Linked DNA regions of Homo sapiens: region 2 is linked to region 1. Evidence: chromatin loops called from intact Hi-C (ENCODE). Cell type or tissue: heart right ventricle. All regions are shown on one strand. Each heading gives the region's core, and the rest is flanking DNA. Links, peaks and the distances in the headings are about the cores only.

Region 1 (10,553 bases), core at 1,640-9,639:
GCAGTCCAGGCAACCTGACCGTCACCCACCTGCCCAGGGACCATCAACAAAAATTAAAGGGTAGGGAGCCCTTTGGGTTATAAAGATGTCTTCCTTCTTCTTTCCTGCTTACAAATAAATATCATATGCTCATTACAAAGGCAAACAAACAAAATTAAAATGTAAACAAGTAAGCAATAAAAAAAATAATAATTTAACTTCTAAGTTAAATTTGAGGTACAAGTCAGAAATGGGAAGACTGCTGGTATATTTTATATGACCCCTAGGGTGTATGTATGTATATATGTATTTATTTTTGAGGTAGCATCCAACATTTAAAAATCTAGATTTCATTTAGAAATCAGGTACAGTCTCTAGCTTCAGTTCAATATTTTAAAAAATCTCATCACTAAGGGCCCCTATTTCCACAAGTGACCATGGTCTGCTAGGGTTGAGTGGTAGCTGCCCCCTTCAGATGGACCATGGGCTCTTGGGGTCTCCATCCCTCCCCACTGTGACCCCTGCCCTTCCCTGGCCACTCATGTAAGGTCCTGCCTGGTCTCTGTCACACTCAGAGTTGGTGATCCCTGGCCTGGTGTATATCCTTTCAGACTCTGCTGCAGACATAAAGCTTTCTAAGAAATCCCTCTAAAAAATCCCCTCGCCTCCAATAGTACCTGTGATGCTACAAATAACTATGCAATTTCTAACACCAGAGAACAATGCATTTACAACACAGCCCCCTTCTGCAGGGTCAGCATGCTGGGTCAGGTTCATGTCTCCTTTTAAAACTGACTATCAGCCGGAAGCAGTGGCTGACGCCTGTAATGCCAGCACTTTGGGAGCCAGAGGCGGGCGGATCATGAGGTCAGGAGATCGAGGCCATCCTGGCCAATATGGTGAAACCCTGTCTCTACTAAAAATACAAAATTTAGCCAGGCGTGGTGGTGCACGCCTGTAGTCCCAGCTACTCGGAAGGCTGAGGCAGGAGAATTGCTTGAACCTTGGGGGCGGAGGTTGCAGTGAGCTGAGATTGTGCCACCGCACTCCAGCCTAGTGACAGAGCGAGACTCCGTCTCGAGAAAAAAAAAAAAAAAAAAGACTGGCTATCCCAGCTCAATAATTGACCCTGCCACACTGTACAGTCCCTCAGTTCACCCCACATAGAAGGACCCCACAGTCCTGAGCACTCATGGGGGCACCTTTTTGTAGGGAAATTCCAGATCTAGTGTTTAAATCCAGCCTCCCATTGTGGATAGCCTCACAGACACACAGCAGCCACAAGAGCTTACACAACCACTGAGCTGCCATCCATGCATGGAAGTCAAAACCACACCGTGGGCTGCAGCCCCCTGCCCACCACCCAGAGACCCCCACAATCTGCCATTTTCCCCTGTGTTTACTTACACACTGGTTCCACTATATAGCAGTAACTCCCCAAGGGCAGGGACCCTGCCTGTCGCATTGATAATTGTTTCTTAGAACCCAGCCCTGTTCCTCAGAGAAGAGCCCCTCAATCCATGATGGATGGATGGTTGGTAAGTGGACAAGCACATGATGGGTAGGTGGGTGGGCGAGTATGTTACAAGGAAGGGAGGGAGGTGGACAAGCCCCGCAAACTGTGATGTCTGATTTGCCCTTGTCATGAGGCAATGATTATATTAAAATACTGGACGAAAAACTAGAATATAAAGTTACATAAATAAACTCACAGGTTTAAAAAAAAAGATAAGGAAAACACTATAATATTGATCGTGGCATAACTTTTTAAAAAATCACTTTGTGCATTTCCCAAATGGACTACAAGTCTGTTTTATAAAGTTCATTTTTAACTGCCAACATGAAACTACATCAAGTGAACATTACTCCCTAGAGTTTTCTAGATTATGAAACACCAAGGGCCTACAGAGGAAAGAAAAATATTTGGATTAGTTTGGCTCTTAGAGTGGACTAGAGAGGGGAGGAAAAGAAAACAGGGGAGGGGAGCCCGGCCTTGGACAGTAGAAAAGGATCCTTCCAGGATCCTTGGTGGCCCCGTAATGACCAATACCTTTGCTACCTGCTATCAGCAAAAGCAACATCAGTTACCCTTCCAGATACTGGAAATCTAAAGTATTATGGGAAGTCATATTTCTTCTGGAGTAAAAGATGGTAGTTTTTTCACCCCTGGCCTATGAATGCTTCTGAAGAAAAGCAAAGAAACACAAGGACATCTTCTAACAGAAACACATGATTTGATTTGATTTTTTTGAGACAGAGTCTCACTCTGTCGCCCAGGCGGGGAATGCAATGGTGCAATCCTAGCTCACTGCAACCTCTGCCTCTTGGGTTCAAGTGATTCTCCTGCTTCAGCCTCCCAAGTAGCTGGGACTATAGGTGCCCGCCACCATGACCAGCTAATTTTTGTATTTTTAGCAGAGAGAGGGTTTCACCATGTTGGCCAGGCTGGTCTTGAACTCCTGGCCTCAGGCGATCTGCCCGCCTCGGCCTCCCAAAGTGCTGGGATTGCAGGCGTGAGCCACCGCGCCCAGCCTTTAAAACACAGGATTTTAAATTGGAATACACATTCTCTTTAAAAATCACTGCTGCTCAGACTGTCCTGGCACTGGGGCAGCCAGAATAGCATTGCACTCGCTACAGGGCGACAATGTGACATATTCATTCGCCGCCTCCACCCCTGAACTGGGGCTCTGCCACATTGGCTGTTCTCCACATGTATTCCACAGACAGGTGGGCAGCAGGGCTCAGGGCCAGCTATTTTGTAAAGACAGATAGGGAAACTGAGGTTCTGAGAGGGGCAGCAGTGCACGGGTCCCTGGGAACAGCATAGCTGAGAGCAGCCTGCGGCCTCGCCCCCTCGATCCCCTCACGCACATTCACCATGCCTCCTGGGCACTGGGCCCTGGCCAGAATGAACAAGCAGGTGAGAGGAAGGCACAGACTCTAACAAATGAGGATGTAAATGGACAACATACCCACAGGTGGGGCTGGGGGTGGGCAAGGGGAATTAGCAGCAAGGGGCAATGTGATGCCGCCTGGCTGGAAGGTCACCAGGGACACTCAGGGAGGTCCCTCTACAACAGGCTGCTGCTGCTGGGCTCCCAGAGAAGGCCCTGTTCAAAGACTCTCAAAGAGCCAGGCCTCAGAAACTTACCAAACATCAATATAGTGCAGTCACAAACACCCCAGCACGCTGCACTCTGCCAGATGCAACTTATTAACATTGTATTTGGGGCTCTGGAGTCTAGGAGGGATGCATGAATCACCAGCAGGGGGAAATTAAATGTAAAAGAAACCACACACCCACAAACTACCAGCAACCTAAAGAGCCCAACAAAAAATCAGGAAGTGCAGGGTCTTTAGGGGTGGACAGATTTGGGGTTTATCCTGCCTCCACCTGCAAAGGCTTCCCAGTGCCCTCAGACTGAATTCTCAGTTGCTTAAAAAGGCCTGTTGTCCCTAATCTCTGCCTCTAGTCTCTGAGACTGAAGGCAGCTCATCCCTCACCAGCCTCCAGAAATCTGAGTTTAACACATACAAAGTCTGGGGCCCCTGGGAGCTGTAGACAGAAAGGTTTGGCAACAGTGGGGAACTGGGATTTGCAGCTGAGGTCAAAGCCAATGTCCTGGCATGGCTGGGGTGACCAAAGGCAAGGACCTGCAGTGATAGAAGAGGCCGGAAGCAACAGCCCTGGGGACGGTGCAGTTGGGAGTAAGGGGTTGGGGGGAAGCCAGCAAATCGAGTGTTCCAGGAGGAGGCGGAGCCAGGACCCAATGCTGTGAAAGGGGAGTCCATGATGAAGACTGCACAAAACCCCCCAACAGCTTTGGCTCTCCAGATGGCTGGTCACCTCGAAGGCAGTTTCAGGGTAGTAGTGGGGGTAGTCACTGGGGAGGAGACAGTAGGTAGGAAAGAAGTGGGGGCAGAAAAGAGGATAAACGCATGCGAATTTTGAAAAAAAAAAAGATAAAAATAAAAATAGGTCTGGAGTGATGGTCATAATCTTAATAGTAATGATGGTCCATGGATATTGAATCCTTACTGCGGGTGAAGTGATGTTTAAAACACTTTGGAGGCCGGGTGTGATGGCTCATGCCTGTAATCCCAACACCTTGGGAGGCCATGATGGGAGGATCACATGAGGCCAGGAGTTCGAGACCTGCCTGGGTAAGATGGCAAAACCCCATCTCTACAAAAATTGAAAAAATTAGCTGGGCATGGTGATGCATGCCTGTAGTCCCAGCTACTAGGAAGGCTAAGATGGGAGGATCCTTTGAGCCCAAGAGGTCAAAGCTGCAGTGAGCTGTGATCGTCCCACTATACTCCAGCCTGGGTGATGGAGTGAGACCCTGACTCAGAAAACAAACAAACAAGTAACTCTGGGTTGCCAACGCCTCATTATAGTCCATACTTTCTGGACAGATTCTGTTAACATCACCATCTTGCAGATGAGGAATCTGGGGCATAATCATGTGCCGGCCACAGGGAGAGCAGAGCTCTGACTTCAGGGCTCCCCCTCTTTGTCTCTCAACTGTTACCAGCACCAGCACTGGGCTGAGCTCTGGGCAATGCAACGGCTGAGCAGGAGTAGGAGGGAAGTGTTTGGCACAGGAGGCTCCAGGCCCAATCTGCAGGCAGGAGGGAAGGAGCTGCTGGAAAGAGAAACAGAAGATGAAAGGGACTCTGGGGACGGGGTGATGAACACTCCTGGGCATGCCCTTAGCTAAGAGCCACTACACTGGGGTTTTGCTGAGAGCTTCTCAGCAGCAGAAACCTTGGGTCAAGCCCAATCCTACATAAACCTGGTAGAAGCAGAGTTGATCTAGAAGGAAGGAAAGGAAGGAGCCAGCCCCACTAACCTCACTCCCCCTACCGTGCACAGCCAATCCTGCAGCCACTAAGAGACCACCTCAGGAACATGGACACCTCAGGGCCTCCACTCACAGCGTATGCTCTCTGAGGGCTGGCTGGCTTTCTCTTCCTTTTCAATTTTCAAGTATTTGATTAACACATTCAAAACTAAAATAATTAAAATTAGCCAGAGATGCACTGTGTCTTGTGTGCACACCACTGGCTTACCACCTGATGTCCAGAGCATAAATGGGACTCCACAAATGGGTGACAGACAGGTATGGGCAACAGCTCTGAGGGGTCAACCTGGCTCCTCCTTCACCTGCTAAGTGACCCTCAGCAAGTACCTGACCCTCACAAAACCTCAGAAGTTCCAGCAGTTCCCCACCTCTTGGGACTTTAAGAGGGTTGTTTTGTTTTCTTTGGTTTTGTGTTTTGTTTTTGTTTGTTTGTTTTGAGATGGAGTCTCACTCTGTCGCCCAGGCAGGGGAGTGCAGTGGCGCGATCTTGGCTCACTGCAACCTTCGCCTCCCAGGTTCAAGTGATTCTCCTGCCTCAGCCTCCTGAGTAGCTGGGACTACAGACGCACGCCACCATGCCCAGCTAATTTTTTTGTATTTGTAGTGGAGACGGGGTTTCACCATGTTGGTCAGGCTGGTCTTGAACTCCTAATCTCGTGATCCACCCGCTTCGGCCTCCCAAAGTGCTGCGATTACAGGCATGAGCCACCCCACCTGGCCTAAGAGAGTTAAATAAGCTAGTAGTCATAAAAGTGCCCAGCACATGATAAGAGCACAATAAATGTCACCTGTCATTATTATTAATAGCATCAACAAGATTAAAAGTATGTTGGCAGGGAGAGGAAGAATCCACAGGAAAGAATTAAAGTGTCCCCATGGGAAGCACAGTGCCCTGCATGTCCCAGTGTTGTTCCCTACTAGGACTGGCCAGTGAATGCTCTGGTTTTTGCAACTGTCTCTTTAATTTTTGTACCAAAGGGAGGCAGGGCCCAGACCATGGAGGTGTGAAGCTCACGAGTTTGGCAGGCTGGGCTCATCTGGAGCCCAGTATTAATTAATTGGTGTTTATGCAACAGTATGTGCCCATCTGGCCCCGTTTCTGTCTGAATCTTGTGCTCAGAACCTTGGAGAATGCATCTCCCTCATGACTTTTCTAGACTTTGATGCCCAGACAACAGCAGATGCGGGTGTTAAAATAATAGCACCAACACTGCAACTCTAAAAGGGGAAGGTACCCTCTTGAGGACTCAAAGTTAAATTACAAATAGCTGGAAGACAATTTTTTCCAGGGCTCCTGCAGCCACTGAACGTTTCCAAGGAGAAAGACAGCACCGATTGTGAGTGAAGAGTGCCCTCTGCTGGCCGGTATTAGAAAACTTCAGTTGATTACTTCGTCCATGCCTCCCGGAGGGCTCCAGCTCCGCTGCCGGGTGGCAAGTCTCAAGTACCCTATTTAGTTCTTTTTTAAAATCTGAACTGAAAACAAAAAGTCTTCTTTTCCTAAAAGGATAAGAGATGAAAGAAAGGACAAGGTCAAGGAGCATTTTATTCCACTCCTCGCTTGCGTTTTTTTTTTGCTGGTGCACTAGAAATGGCCCTGTGGATGCTGTAGCGTGACATCTGCCTCAGAGAATACAAGTAACTTGGGGAGAGCAATCAAGTGTCCACAGGTGGCCCACAGCAGTGCCCCATTTCCATTTTAAGAGGCTGTCCTCTTGACTAGACTCCAAAGTGTACAGAGAGACACTCCGAGCCAAAACTGCTGCTTCCTTGCAGAAAACCCCAGCAGGTCTGTGCCCAGGGGGCAGGGGGCTCCTGGTGGCTGAGCAATCACAGTGGCTGAGAGCTGGCGCTGGATGGGTTGCTCTAGAATCATCCAGCCTGTGACACACGCCCAGACTCAAGCCCAGGACAGCACTCATCTGGCCTCTAGTAAGGCTGCTGCCTCCCCACAGCTGGGGCCCTCGTGGATTCCAGCCCCAGCACCACCCCTGCCCCACTCCCTAGGAACAACCCTGACTTCATCAGTGAGTTCTAACTCTCCTGGCTTTCTGCTCACTCAGACTTTACGCACGGGAGCCAACCTGGCTGAGCTTCAAACCCCTTCATCACTTCACAGCTGCAAGATGTCCCCATTGTGAACTTGACTTTCCTCCTCTGGAACAATAATGGGAGCCGCTATTTACCAAAGGTCCACTAACTGCCAGAAACTTCAAAGTAATCCTCATGACCACGCTATGGGACTGTGAGGGAGCTGATCTCCCCGAATCAAGGGCAAGAATTATTTAAAACAATGACGCTACCCAGCTTCGCTACCCAGCTTCCCAGCTTCGCTACCCAGATAAGGAAAGGCTCTGCCCCATCTACCATCTTCTTCCCTCCATTATGCAGTCTGAGTTCATCAGTTTCCATATGCAAAGTGCATTAATCAGAGGGGAGAGAAACAAGGACAGAGAGAGAAAAGAGAATACCAGAGGTGGGGTAGAAGAGGAAAGTCTTCTGGGGCAAAGCAAATGGAAGGAGAACTTTAGCAGAGTCCAGGGAAGGGCAAGAGAGGTTTCAGAACACCTGCAAGGTGGCTGGGCCATGGCTCACGCCTGTAATCCCACGACTTTGGGAGGCCAAGGCAGATGGATCACTTGAGGTCAAGAGTTCGAGACCAGCCTGGCCAATATGGTGAAACTCTGTCTCCACTAAAAATACAAAAATTACTTGGGCGTGGTGACGTGCACGTGTAATCCCAGATACACTCGGGAGGCTGAGGCAGGAGAATCACTTGAACCCGGGAGGCAGAGGTTGCAGTGAGCTGAGATCATGCCACTACCTGAGAGTAGTTTCCTAAAAGAGTTGGTATTGGTTATAAAATGGATCCCCCTTGACTATTCTTTGAGAGACACAAATAAAAAGAACTGCCTTTATTGTTAGCTAATGGATTTCAAATCTCTGAATGTAACCAAAGCCTAAGTCTGGAGGATTGTGGACTTTGCTATTTGCTTAGATTACATTACAATTTTATAGGTAAAAAAACAGGCGGAGACAGCCAGTAACTTGCTAAGGGTCACCCAGCTCATGAATGGCAGAGCTTAAATTCAACATCTCCACAACCCCAGCTCTATCTGTGAGGCTCTCTGCCTCTGAACCAGAGGAACAATAATCCTGCCTAAGGGGTCAGGTGAGGGGTGAGCGTGAGATGAGCCGTGTACACTCAGCTTTGCACAATGAATTGCACACTGTGGGTGAAGCCACAAATAACAGTCCCTTTCCTTCCCCTCCCTTTGTCCTAATCACCGAATTCTCCCTTGTTCTTAAGACCCAGTTCCTGCTTGATAACCTAGTTCTCACTGCTAGATTCCTGCCATGTCTTTTACCGCCCCAAGCCCTGTTTGGGTAACTGCCCCATTACCCTAGTCCCTCTCAGGCTGCTCACAGCTGGTCTTCCGACCCCAGACTCCTCCAGCATGAAGGCTGAGGTTCAACTTCCTAGTGGAAGGCTTTTCCTGTATTAATACCCTGGCCACTCACATGCCTGAGGATCCAACCTTTCCCCATTTGCTCATTCATTCAAGAAACAGTCACTAGTTCCTCCTTTGTGTCAGGTACTATGCTAGCCACTCAAGATAGAATGCTGTTAAAAAAAGAAAAAAAAACTGTCCCAAACTTGGAAATAAAGTATAACTTTTCAAAGTCATCTATCTACACCCCGAGTCTGCTTACAGGGAGGTTATTTTTGTTTGATTCACTATTTGCTTTTGATTAGGGCCCAGACTCTGTAAAGTTAAGTTGTTAACTTGTTAAAGATTGATAAATTTGATAAATTGCAAAAAAGAATTCTGTCAGATACAGTCTCAAAGGTTACAGTGTTATTTTCCTATGGGACATTAATCAGTTTTGTTTTGTTTTGTTTTTGAGACAGGGTCTCGCTCTGTCGCCCAGGCTGGAGTGCAGTGGCACGATCGCAGTTCACTGAAGGCTCTGCCTCCCAGGTTCAAGCAATTCTCCCACCTCCGCCTCCCGAGTAGCTGGGATTACAGGGGCATGCCACCACGAGCAGCTAACTTTTGCATTTTTAGTAGAGATGGGGTTTCACCATGTTGGCCAGGCTGGTCTCAAACTCCTGACCTCAGGTGATCCACCTGCCTCAGCCTCCCAAAGTGCTGGAATTACAGGCATGAGCCACCGCGCCCGGCCCATTAACCAGTTTTATATCTGAGTTTGCAATCTTATTCCAGCATTCTTTTTTCCATAATATTTTTCCATAATTCACTCACTCACTCTCACTCTCTCTCCCCTCCTCTCTCTGTGTGTGTGTGTGTGTGTGTGTGTGTGTGTGTGTGTGTGTGTGTTCCTGGATGGTCCTTAGAACCAGCTTTCTCATCCTCATCCTGCTAGTTCGCTCATTAATGAGTTAAATGTGTGTGTGTTCCTGGATGGTCCTTAGAACCAGCTTTCTCATCCTCATCCTGCTAGTTCGCTCATTAATGAGTTAAATAAATATTTTGCCCAGGCTAAGTATATATTTGTACAAGAGTCAGAGAAAAATGAACCTCTGTATGAGACCTGTGAAATCTGAAGAATGAAGGTGAGGAAAGCATTTCAGGCAGAGGTGGTGACACCATGTACAAAGGTCCTATGGTAGGGAGGATGGCTTTAAAAAAAAAAAAAAAAAAAAAAAAAAAAAAAAAAAAAAACAGAAAGAAGGTCATGTGGCCTCCAGCATCTGTCTCAATCAGCCCCAGCTGTACCAACATTATGAACTGACTGTCAACTTGAGTCCCTTCTGTCTGCTCCAGACACATGCAGTGGCTAAGAACACAGCATGGGAGAACTATGTTTCCTGGATCATGCCATCCTTCAGTCATCAGGGGATGAGCCAGGTAAAGGACAGTTGGTGAAGTCCTAAATTCACTGGACTCCACCCCAGGCACCAGCCTCAGCACATAGCACAGAGGACAATTACCCTCTGTGAACATGAGCTGCTCAGTGCCAGGTGCTCTCTCAACCCCAGCGCAGTCTGTGGCTTGGTCCAGCTTCCCAGTCTGCTTGTTCACTAAGTCAACATGGTTAATACCTGCACCAAGTCAATACCTGCTCAAGGAAGCTTTTTATTTTATTTTTTATTTTTTTGGAGATGGAGACTCACTCTGTTGCCTAGGCTGGAGTGCAGTGGCGCTATCTCGGCTCACTGCAACCTCTGCCGCCTGGGTTCAAGCGATTCTCCTGCCTCAGCCTCCCCAGTAGCTGGGATTACAGCTGCATGCCGCCATGCCTGGCTGATTTTTGTATTTTTAGTAGAGATGAGAGTTTCACCATATTGGCCAGTCTGGCCTCGAATTCCTGACTTCAGGCGATCTGTCTGCCTTGGCCTCCCAAAGTGCTGGAATTACAGGTGTGAGCTACCGCGCCTGGCCTCAAGGAAGCTTTTTAAATTCTACAATAGGATGATAATTTCCACTGAAAACATCATTCTACACTCAAGCCTTACTTCATCCTCCTGATTTTGCCTGTCTAAATCAACTCCTAGTTCAAGATTTGAACAGAGGTTTTTGCTCTCTTTCCTGGCATAAAGGACATTAGCAATGGGAGCAGGAAGAAGACCCCAACCAGAGGCTGATCCTTAACTATATAACTTTGTGGGGGTTTTTTGTTGTGCTTTTGTTTTTGTTTCTGAGACATGGTCTCACTCTGTTGCCCAGGCTGGAGTAC
Region 2 (10,553 bases), core at 1,610-9,609, 290 kb before region 1:
TTAATAATAAGTTTTTTCCTAAGAAATCTTTGGGGAACCAGCCAAGTTTAAATAGGGTAATTGGTAGGTCTATGGTTGCAATTTACATAAATTATAGAAACATAACACCAGACATTTATCTAATTGAAGAAAATGTGGTGTTCAGTTACTTATCTAGAGGAATTCTACTTGCAGTTTGTGCCATTTGGTGATTAGTCCATTCTCTTGAGAATCTGAGTTGCTCTAGAGACAGAATATATGATAATAATGGTCCAAAAAATCAGTTTTGCTTACTTAGCAACAACAAAAAATATATATTAAAAATAAAATACTATTCATATACATTTCCTTGATAAAAATAGTATTGAAATAGTATAAATCCATAATTCCTTTAGAAGATGCTTATCCACATTCCTGTTAGAGATGTGGAGTAGTTAACACTCACCAGATGATGCTCTCCTTCCTTCCTTCCTTCCTTCCTTTCTTTCTCTTTCTTTTTTTTTTTTTTTTTTGAGATGGAGTTTTACTCTTGTCGCCCAGGCTGGAGTGCAATGGCATGATCTCGGCTCACTGCAACCTCTGCCTCTTGGGTTCAAGTGATTCTCCTGCCTCAGCCTCCCGAGTCTGGGACTACAGGTGTGCGCCACCACACCCTGCTGATTTTTGTAGTTTTAGTAGAGACGGGGTTTCACTATGTTGGCCAGGCTGGTCTCGAACTCCTGACATCAGGTGATCCACCTGCCTCAGCCTCCCAAAGTGCTGGGATTACAGGTGTGAGCCACCGCACCCGCCAATGCTCTCCTTTCTTTCAGTGCTAAAGAACTCTTCACTCTCTTAATCAATCTGTTATTACAAGTCCTATGGCCCTTTGTTGAATTTCTGTTTACTAGAAATATAATAAGCAACGTAAGATATTTAATTTTGTCAAAGTCGTTCCAAATCTCTTATACTAAATAAGTATAAAGATACTATATATGTATATATATATGTGTATATATGTGTGTGTGTGTATGTGTGTGTGTGTGTGTGTGTGTGTGTGTGTGTATATATATATATATATATATTTTTTTTTTTTTTTTTTTCCACCCAGGCTGGAGTGCAGTGGTGAGATCACAGCTCACTGCAGCCTTGACATCTCTGGCTCAGGTGATCCTCCCACCTCAGCCTCCCAAGTAGCTGGGACCACAGGCATGCACCACCACCCGGGCTAATTTGTATTTTTTGTAGAGATGGGATTGTGCAATATTGCCCAGGTTGGTCTGGAACTCCTGGGTTCAAGTGATCTGCCTACCTTGGCCTCCCAAAGTGCTGGGATTCCAGGTGTGAGCCACCATGCCCAGCCTGATAATAAGCAAAATTCCACTTCCCTAGTGCTACAGACTAAATTTTTATGTCCCACCCAAATTCATATGTTGAAACTCTTAGGATTTCACCATCCTTGATAATTGTCAGATAAAGAAGTAGGACCTTTGGGAGGTAACTAGGTCATGAGGGTGGAGCCCTCATGCATGGGATTAGCGTCTTTATAAAACAGACTTCAGAGAGCCCCTTTACCCCTTTAGCCATGTGAGGACGCAGTGGAAAGATGGCTGTCCACGAATGAGGGAGTGGTTCCTCACCAGACACTGGATCTGCCAGTGCCTTGATGTCAAACTTCCCACCCTCTAGAACTGTGAGAAATAAGTGTTTGTTGTTTATAAGCCACCAGCAATATGGTACTCTGTTACAGCAGCCCAAACTGACTAAGACATCTATTTCTTACCTGAAGGAGTTTGAAGTGGGGTCAAATGCAAGTTTTACATTCTTTTAAATGTAAAAGCCTGGGCGCAGAGGCTCATGCCTGTAATCCCAGCATTTTGGGAGGCTGAGGCAGGCGGCCATCACGAGGTCAGGAGTTCGAGACCAGCCTGACCAACATGGTGAAATCCCTGTCTCTACTAAAAATACAAAAATTAGCCGGAAGTGGTGGTGTGTGCCTGTAATCCCAGCTACCTAGGAGGCTGAGGCAGAAGAATTGGTTGAACCTGGGAGGCGGAGGTTGCAGTGAACCGAGATCACGCCACTGCACTCCAGCCTGGGCAACAGAGTGAGACTCCGTCTCAATTAAAAAAAAAAAAAAGACAAAATAGCATACAATTCTGTCTCAAAGCCTCAAGTACCTTTAACTACAGTCTGTCTACAATAACCTAAGACATTCAAAAGACAGGAGAATGCTCATACCCTCATGCTGGGACACTGATAATCTGGAGCTTACTACATTGACATCACTGGCACCCACTTACTAAACACATGCAATTACTTAGCAATTAGTTCTTGAACAATTTGTGTTTGCTAAGAACTATATCTGACCCAGGGAATAAAACATAAGACACAGTTCCTGCTTGTAAATACACTAGCAAAAGAGAAGAAGACTATCTTGTAGAGACTAGCTGAGTCAGTGAATGTCAGAGATGAAGAGGAAGGGCAATGGCATGAGTGGAATTCCAGGTAGAGAAACGGTGAGAGAAAAAAAGAACAAAGATACCAATGTGAGAAACAAAAAGGTTTCTGCAGCAGGGAAGCACAGTTGGCTGTTGTGGTATACAGGATGAGGCGGCAAGTGGAGAGGCGGGCTGGTCTGAAGGCTCTAGCTGAATCACAGAACATATGCCACATTAAGGGATTTGGATTTAATCCTGATGCAAAATATAAGAAGTTAAGGATTTTAGGTAGAAGCTGACCCAATCAGTCGTGCATTTTAGACAGATCATTCTGGGTTTCTTTGTTGTTTTTAACTTTTCATTTCTTTCTCTCTTTCCTTTTTTCTTTCTCTTCCTGTCCTTTCTTTCTCCTTCCTTCCTTCTCCTTCCTTCCTTCATTCCTTCTCCTTCCTTCCTTCCTTCCTTCTTTCTTCCTTTCTTTCTTAGGGTCTCACTCGGTCACCCAGGCTGGAGTGCAGTGGCACAATCACAGATCACTGCAGCCGAAACTTCCAGGGCCCAAGCTATCCTCCTACCTCAGCTCCCCGAGTAGCTGGGACCACAGGTGTGTGCCACCACACCCAGCTAATTTTCTTATTTTTTGCAGAGACGGGAGTCTACCTGTGTTATCAGGCTGGTTTCGAACCCCTGGGCTCAAGCAGTCCTCCCACCTTGGCAACCCAAAGTGCTTGATTACAGGTGTGAGCATTCTGGTTCTCGTTATAGAAGGTGGATTTTAGGTGGATTGGAGTCAACAAAACTACTTAGGACATTGTTGCAAAAATCTAGGTAAGGATGGCTTAGAACTTCTCCATCCTTGGTCATTGTCAGCCTAGATACAAACTGAGGTTGCACTACAGTGTGAGAGAATTTCAAAGAAGCAGGAAAGAAGTAGAGATGGGTTTTACTAAAGTACTAGTAATCACAGTTACTAAAGGATGCTGTTGTTTTTCCCCCACTCCCCACCACATTCTTTTTTTAACATGTCAGTAATTTATAACTTTCTGAAAGGACCAAATAATAAACCATAAAATGATGATGCCAGGTGTTTTGTTACGTGTTTTTGTTGTTGTTGTTGTTGTTGTTTTGAGATGGAGTCTCACTCTGTTGCCAGGCTGAAGTGCAGTGGCTCGATCTTGGCTCACTGAACCTCCGCTTGCCAGGTTCAAGCGATTCTCCTGCCTCAACCTCCCAAGTAGCTGGGATTACAGGCACGCGCCACCATGCCCAGCTAATTTTTTTGTATTTTTAGTAGAGATGGGGTTTCACCATGTTGACCAGAATGGCCTCAATCTCCTGACCTCGTGATCCGCCCGCCTTGGCCTCCCAAGTGCTGGGATTACAGGCATGAGCCACCATGCCAAGGTGTTTTAATTGTTTTTGGTGTTTTGTTTTGTTTTGTTGTTTTGTTTTGTTTTTGAGACTCTGTCTCTCAGGCTGGAGTGTAGTGGCAAGATCTAGGCTCACTGAAACCTCTGGCCCCTGGGCTTAAGCAACCCTCCCACCTCAGCCTCCCAGGTAGCTGGAACTATGCAGGTGAGTACCACTGCACCCAGCTAATTTTTGTATTTTCTGTAGAGATGGGGTTTCACTCTGTGGCCCAGGCTGATCTTGAACTCCTGAGCTCAAGCAATTCACCCAGCTTGGCCTCCCAAAGTGCTAGAATTACAGGTGTTTTAAAATAAGCCAAATAAAGGATATAAACACTTCCAATTCATAATTCAGATGTAGAGGACCTTACAATAGTTAACAATTTTCAAGCTAAAAATCACATCATCTATAAAACATTATAAGTGTTTTCCTTATTGAAATGGTTTAGCGGAAGGCCGTAGGGCTTGAAATGGAGTGACGGAACACAAACATGTAAGAACAGATAAGAAGAGTGGATGGTTAGTTTAGGAAGGTTTTCCCTTTCCATTCCAAGACTAGATTCTGGCAATATCTGGTATGTCAAACTAAGATATGTAACATTTAAATACACAATATTATTTTTATTGTGAAAATAGTTTAAATATGTTTAGAATATAAAATTTGGGCTGGGCATGGTGGCTCACACCTGTAATCCCAGGACTTGGGAGGCTGAGGCGGGCGGATCACCTGAGGTCAGGAGTTCAAGACCAGCCTGGCCAACATGGTGAAACCTTGTCTCCACTGAAAATACAAAAATATAGCCAGGCATCATGTGCGTGCCTGTAATCCCTTGAACCCGGGAGGCGGAGGTTGTAGTGAGCTGAGATCTTGCCACTGCACTCCACACTGGGCAACAAAGTGATATTCCATCTCAAAAAAAAAAAAATTGTGCCAGACGCTTGCAGAACGCCTGAGACACCTCCATGAAATTCTAACAATGCATACTAAATGCTTTATAATCCTTCTGTTGAAAACCAGACATTCAAGAGCATACAGCTTAATTCCAGCAGAGGGCAGCAAAACTTCACTAAGCAGTTTTCAAAACCCTAGCAGCTTTTCTGTATTACCTAATAATATTTTTAAAATATTCCCCCAGAAGAGTTCTGTAGTTCCACAACTACAATCTCATAGTATTTGTGGAATTACAGTATTACCATACTTATATTTAGGCAGGACAGAATTCTTCCCAGAGTTCAAAGACTGCGGAAGGCTCTTAGATGGATAGGACCTGGGGCAATGCCAAGAGGGAATAAAGACGAGCCACAATGTCTTACTGGGGTCATCTGCCTGGTGGTTTTCCAACTCTTTTACAAAGAGTCATGATTTAAGGTACAATGGGATTCTTTTAAAAAATATGTTGTCACTGCAGGTATGGTGGCCCATGCCTGTAGTCCCAGGCACTGGGGAGGCTGAGGTGGGAGGATCACCTAAGCCCAGGAGTTAAGAGTCCTGCCTGGGCAACATAGTGAGGCTGCATCTATAAAAGCACGCATATATATGTATATGTGTGTGTGTGTGTGTGTGTGCATATATATGCACACACACACACAAAATATATATACACACACACATACTCACATATTTTATAGTTGTTTATATAAGCATGTGTATATATATTTATAATAACAGTTACAACATATATATGTTGTAACTATGGGTCTGAGTTTTCTCATCTGTAAAACTGAGATAATAATTGCACCAGCAGGGCGCAGAGGCTCACACCTGTAATCCTGGCACTTTGGGAGGCTGAGGTGGGTGGATCACGAGGTCAGGAGTTCGAGACCAGCCTGGCCAATATGGTGAACCCCCATCTCTACTAAAAAATAAAAAAAATTAGCTGGGCGGGGTGGCAGGCACCTGTAGTCCCAGCTACTCGGGAGGCTGAGGCAGGAGAATTGCTGGAACCAGTGAGGTGGAGGTTGCAGTGAGCAGAGATCGCCGCACTGTACTCCAGCCTGGGCAACAGAGCAAGACTCCATGTTGAGAAAAAAAATGGCACCTAGGCCAGCCACCTGCAGTGGCTCACACCTGCAATCTTGGCGCTTTGGGAGGCCAAAGGGGGAGAATCCTTTGAGGTCAGGAGTTGAAGACCAACCTGGGCAACAAAGCAAGACCCCACCTCTACAAAAAAATTAAAAACTAGCTGGGCATGGAGGTGCATGCCTGTAGTTCTAGCTACTCGGGAGGCTGAGGCAGGAGGATTGCTTGAGCCCAGGAGTTCAAGGCTAGAGTGAGCTATGATCACGTCACTGTACCACACACTGTATAATAGGGCAAGACAGTGTCTCAAAACAAAATAATAATGATTGCACCTACATCTTAAGAGGTTGTTGCACAGATTAAGCGTAATGTAAAATGACTGGAACACTGTTAGGTGTGGTTTTTGTTGTTGTTGTTGTTGTTTTGTTTTTTTGTTTTTGTTTTTTTTTGAGATGGAGTCTCGCTCTGTCGCCTAGGCTGGAGTGCAGTGGTGTGATCTCGGCTCACTGCAAGCTCCGCCTTCTCGGTTCATGCCATTCTCCTGCCTCAGCCTCCCGAGTAGCTGGGACTACAGGCACCCGCCACCACACCTGGCTAATTTTTTGTATTTTTAGTAGAGATGGGGTTTCATCGTGTTAGCCAGGATGTTCTCGATCTCCTGACCTCGTGATCCGCCCACCTCGGCCTCCCAAAGTGCTGGGATTACAGCTGTGAGCCACCGCGCCCAGTCACTGTTAGCTGTTTTTTAAAAAAATTGTAAAATACATATAACAGAAAATTTACCATCTCAACCTTTTTTTTTTTTTTTTTTTTTTTTTTTTCAGATGGAGTCTCACTCTGTCGCCCAGGCTCCTAGGCTGGAGTGCAGTGGTGCAGTCTAGGCTCACTGCAACCTCTGCCTCCCGGGTTCAAGTGATTCTCTGGCTGGCTAATTTTTGTATTTTTTACAGAGGCATGTTCACCATGTTGGCCAGGCTGGTCTCAAACTCCTGAGCTCAGGTGATATGTCCACCTTGGCCTCCCAAAGTGCTGGAATTACAGGCGTGAGGCACTGCACCTGGCCTCAACCATTTTAAGTGTACAGTCTACATAAGCAGAATATATATGGGAGAAAAAAGCATACAGTCCAATAGTGTTAAGCATATTCACACTGTTGTACAAATAATCTCCTATCCCCTTTTCATATTGCAAAACTGAAACTCTATACCAATTAAAGAACAGCTCGCCATTTCCCTCTCCCCGCAGTACTTGCTAACCATCACTCTACTTCCTGTCTTTATAAATTTGACTACTCTAAGTACCTCATAGAAATGGAATCATATAGTATTTGTCTTTTTGTGATTGGCTTGTTTCACTTAGCATAACATCCTCAAGGTTCATCTATGTTTTATCATATGTCAGGATTTCTTTTTAAGGCCGAATAATATTCCATTGTATGTACACAGAGCTGTTACATTTTAAAACAGAAATTTAAAAAATGACTTTGAGACTCCTGCTTCCAATTATACTGATCCCCCCATAAACAACTAGAAAACTGGCCAAAATACTCTAAACAACTATATTCAGAAATCAGACAATAGGCAGTGTGGATTGTAATCCCTAAAAGAAAGGAAACAAAAAGGTAAACCCTAAAACCACACCGGAATTTTGTCTGAAGGCAATTTCCAGGTTGTGGATGCGGGGAGGGGAATGCAAGTGAAGCTGAGCAATCTCTCCGAGATTTGGGGAGCAGAAGGTAACTGAAAGTTGCCAGGCAAAATTCTAGAGAATTGGAAGCTTTGTAGAAAAAGAGTTTCAGAAGACCGCATAGGAAGTCCCCTTGACTATGCATGTGTGGAGTAAAACCTTCATGAGGCTGAGAAAATAAAGACTTGGAATTGTAAACTGAATTACACTCAGTGTTCAAACTGAGTGGGGAGAAGTGAGAACTTCAATTAGCCAAGGTCCTGAATAACCAATGGAAAGTCTTCAATAATTAACTGAGCCATGTGACAAATATTCAGGGGGATCATGCTTAGACGGAATAATCCTGGAGTAAAGGCTAATCTATATCTGCCATAGCAAAAATTAAAATAGGCCTTAAAAGTATCAAACTGGGCTGGGTGTGGTGGCTCACGCCTGTAATCCCAGCACTTTGGGAGGCCGAGGCAGGCGGATTACCTGAGGTTAGGAGTTCAAGACCAGCCTGACCAACATGGTGAAACCCTGTCTCTACTAAAAATACAAAAATTAGCTGGGTGTAGTGGCACATGCCAGTAATCCCAGTTATTCGGGAGGCTGAGGCAGGAGAATTGCTTGAGCCCGGGAGACAGAAGTTGCAGTGAGCCAAGATCGTGCCACTGCACTCCAGCCTGGCTGACAGAGTGAGACTCTGCCTCAAAAAAAAAAAAAAAAAAAAAAGAAGGTATCAAAATAATCTATAATTAGCTTACCTGCCTGCCATAACAAAGCCTGATCTTCTCTTCCTCTCTTCTCTTCTCTTCCTTTGTTTCCAGCTATGATTGCACCACTGGAGTATGGTGGTGCAATCATGGCCCACTGCAGCCTCGACCTCCTGTGCTCAAGTGATCCTCCTGGCCTCCCAAAGTGCTGGGATTATAGGCATAAACCACCACGGCTGGACTAATATTCTTCTTCTTTTTTATCAAGGTGCTCAACAAAAGTAAACTGGCCTAATATCCTTAAAATAACAACAACAGCAACAAAATTCAGATGCTTACAATGTCCAGCATCCAATAAAATATTACTAAACATGCCAAGAAGCCAGAAAGTGCTAGCTTATAACCAAGAGAAAATCAATCAATGAAAACAGACAAAAATGATACGGATGCTGGAACTAGCAGATAGAAATATTAAAATAACTATTATTACAGTGTAAACACAGTTAAGTGAAAATATGAACATCATAAGCAAAGAAATGAAACTACAAAAGAGTAACACATGGAATATCCAAAGATTAAAATATAGTATCAGAATGAAAATGGAAGTTTCTCTGGAGGTATTAAGATTAGAAACTGCTAAAACATAAATAGTAAACTTGAGAACCTGGCAATAGAATCTGTTTTTAAAAATGAAGCACAAATGTTAAAAATATTTTTTAACCAAATGAACAGAGCCTCACTGACTTCTGGAAAAATATGGAGTGGTCTAACATATTCATAATTGGAGTCTCATAAGGAAGGATACTACAAAAAAACTATTTTAATAAATATTGGCTTATAGTTTTCAAATTTTATGGAAATCACAGACACAGAAACCCAAGACATTCATTGAATGCCAAGTAGGATAAACATTCTCACACATACAAACCTCACCAAGGCATGTCATAATTAAAATCACTAAAAAACCAATGATTAAGATACAATCTTAAATGCAGGCTCCTCTCAACCCCAAATACACATTACATACAGAAGAACAAAGATAAGAATTATTCACAGGCTTCTGGTAGAAACTGCAAACCAGAAGACAATGAAGTAATATCTTTAAAGTGCTCAGAGAAAAAAATATTGTAGATTAAAATTCTATTTTCAGTGAAAATACTGTTTAAAAATTAAAACAAGATTAAAGATTTTTCAAACAAAAGCCGAGAAGTTTATTGTTAGTATATATCTCCAATATAAAAAATGTTCAAAGAAAGTTCTTCAGGCTGAAATAAAATAATACCAAATGGAAACTTTTTTCTATACAAATGAAATAAGAGTACTAGAAAGGTAAATATAGCCGGGGGCGGTGGCTCATACCTGTAATCCCAGCACTTTGGGAGGCCAAGGTGGGTGGATCACCTGAGGTCAGGAGTTTGAGACCAGCCTGACCAACATGGAGAAACCCTGTCTCTACTAAAAATACAAAATTAGCCGGGCGTGGTGGCACATGCCAGTAATCCCAGCTACTCGGGAAGCTGAGGCAGGAGAATCACTTGAACCTGTGAGGTGGAGGTTGCAGTGAGCCGAGATGGCGCCATTGCACTTCGGCTTGGGCAACAAGAGTGAAACTCCATCTCAAAAAAAAAAAAAAAAAAGAAAAGGTAAATATTGGCACAGATATAACAATTTTTTCTAATTGTTTTATTTCTTTAAAAGATAAATATGTCTATCTATCTCTATTATGTTAAAATAATAATAAAATTTGGAGCTTAAAACATGAGAAGACACATGTGTAACAACACTACCACAGAGAAGGGGGTGAAGGAAATGGAAGTATATTGGTGTAAGATTCTACGTTATACATGAAAGGTATGATACTATTATTATTATTATTATTATTTTTGAGACGGAGTCTCACTCGGTTGCCCAGGCTGGAGTGCAGTGGCGCGATCTCAGCTCACTGCAACCTCTGCCTCCTGGGTTCAAGCAGTTCCCTGCCTCCTGGGTTCAAGCAGTTCCCTGCCTCAGCCTCCGGAGTAGCTGGGATTACAGGTGCCTGCCACCACTTCCGGCTAATGTTTGTATTTTTAGAAGAGACGGGGTTTCACCATATTGTCCAGGTTGCTCTTAAACTCTGGACCTCATGATCCACCCGCCTTGGCCTCCCAAAGTGCTGGCATCACAGGCATAAACTACCGCGCGTGGCCGGTATGATATTATTTGAAGGTAGATGGTGATAATTTAAAGAACAAACACTAAACAAACAAACAAAAAACCAAAAAAGACCAAAGAGAATAACTACTAAAGGGGAGACAAATACAGTATTAGAAAATATTTAATCTGGTCAGGTGCTGTGGCTCAC

The links. A loop is a pair of places that touch in the nucleus more often than their neighbours do. Peaks named below come from ENCODE experiments on the same cell type or tissue, not always from the same donor. Only the 100,000 strongest peaks of a DNase experiment are listed, where the experiment ranks them.
Region 2: a loop joins it to region 1, with 14 times the contacts of the local background. A loop is called at or near these places in 109 of 110 quality-filtered maps.

What each region holds. Positions count from the first base shown.
Region 1 is chr3:56,982,877-56,993,429 of GRCh38, forward strand. It overlaps a transcript of ARHGEF3 not described here. Among named protein-coding and RNA genes, the nearest start is that of ARHGEF3-AS1, 48 kb to the left of the region's middle. In heart right ventricle, for the core only: CTCF peaks have their summits at 4,855 and 6,211 (motif pointing left); DNase peaks (open chromatin) are centred at 5,897, 6,195 and 6,865; H3K27ac peaks cover 1,886 bases.
Region 2 is chr3:56,697,833-56,708,385 of GRCh38, forward strand. No RefSeq gene overlaps it. Among named protein-coding and RNA genes, the nearest start is that of TASOR, 20 kb to the left of the region's middle. In heart right ventricle, for the core only: a CTCF peak has its summit at 4,863 (motif pointing right); no DNase peak of the experiment used is centred there.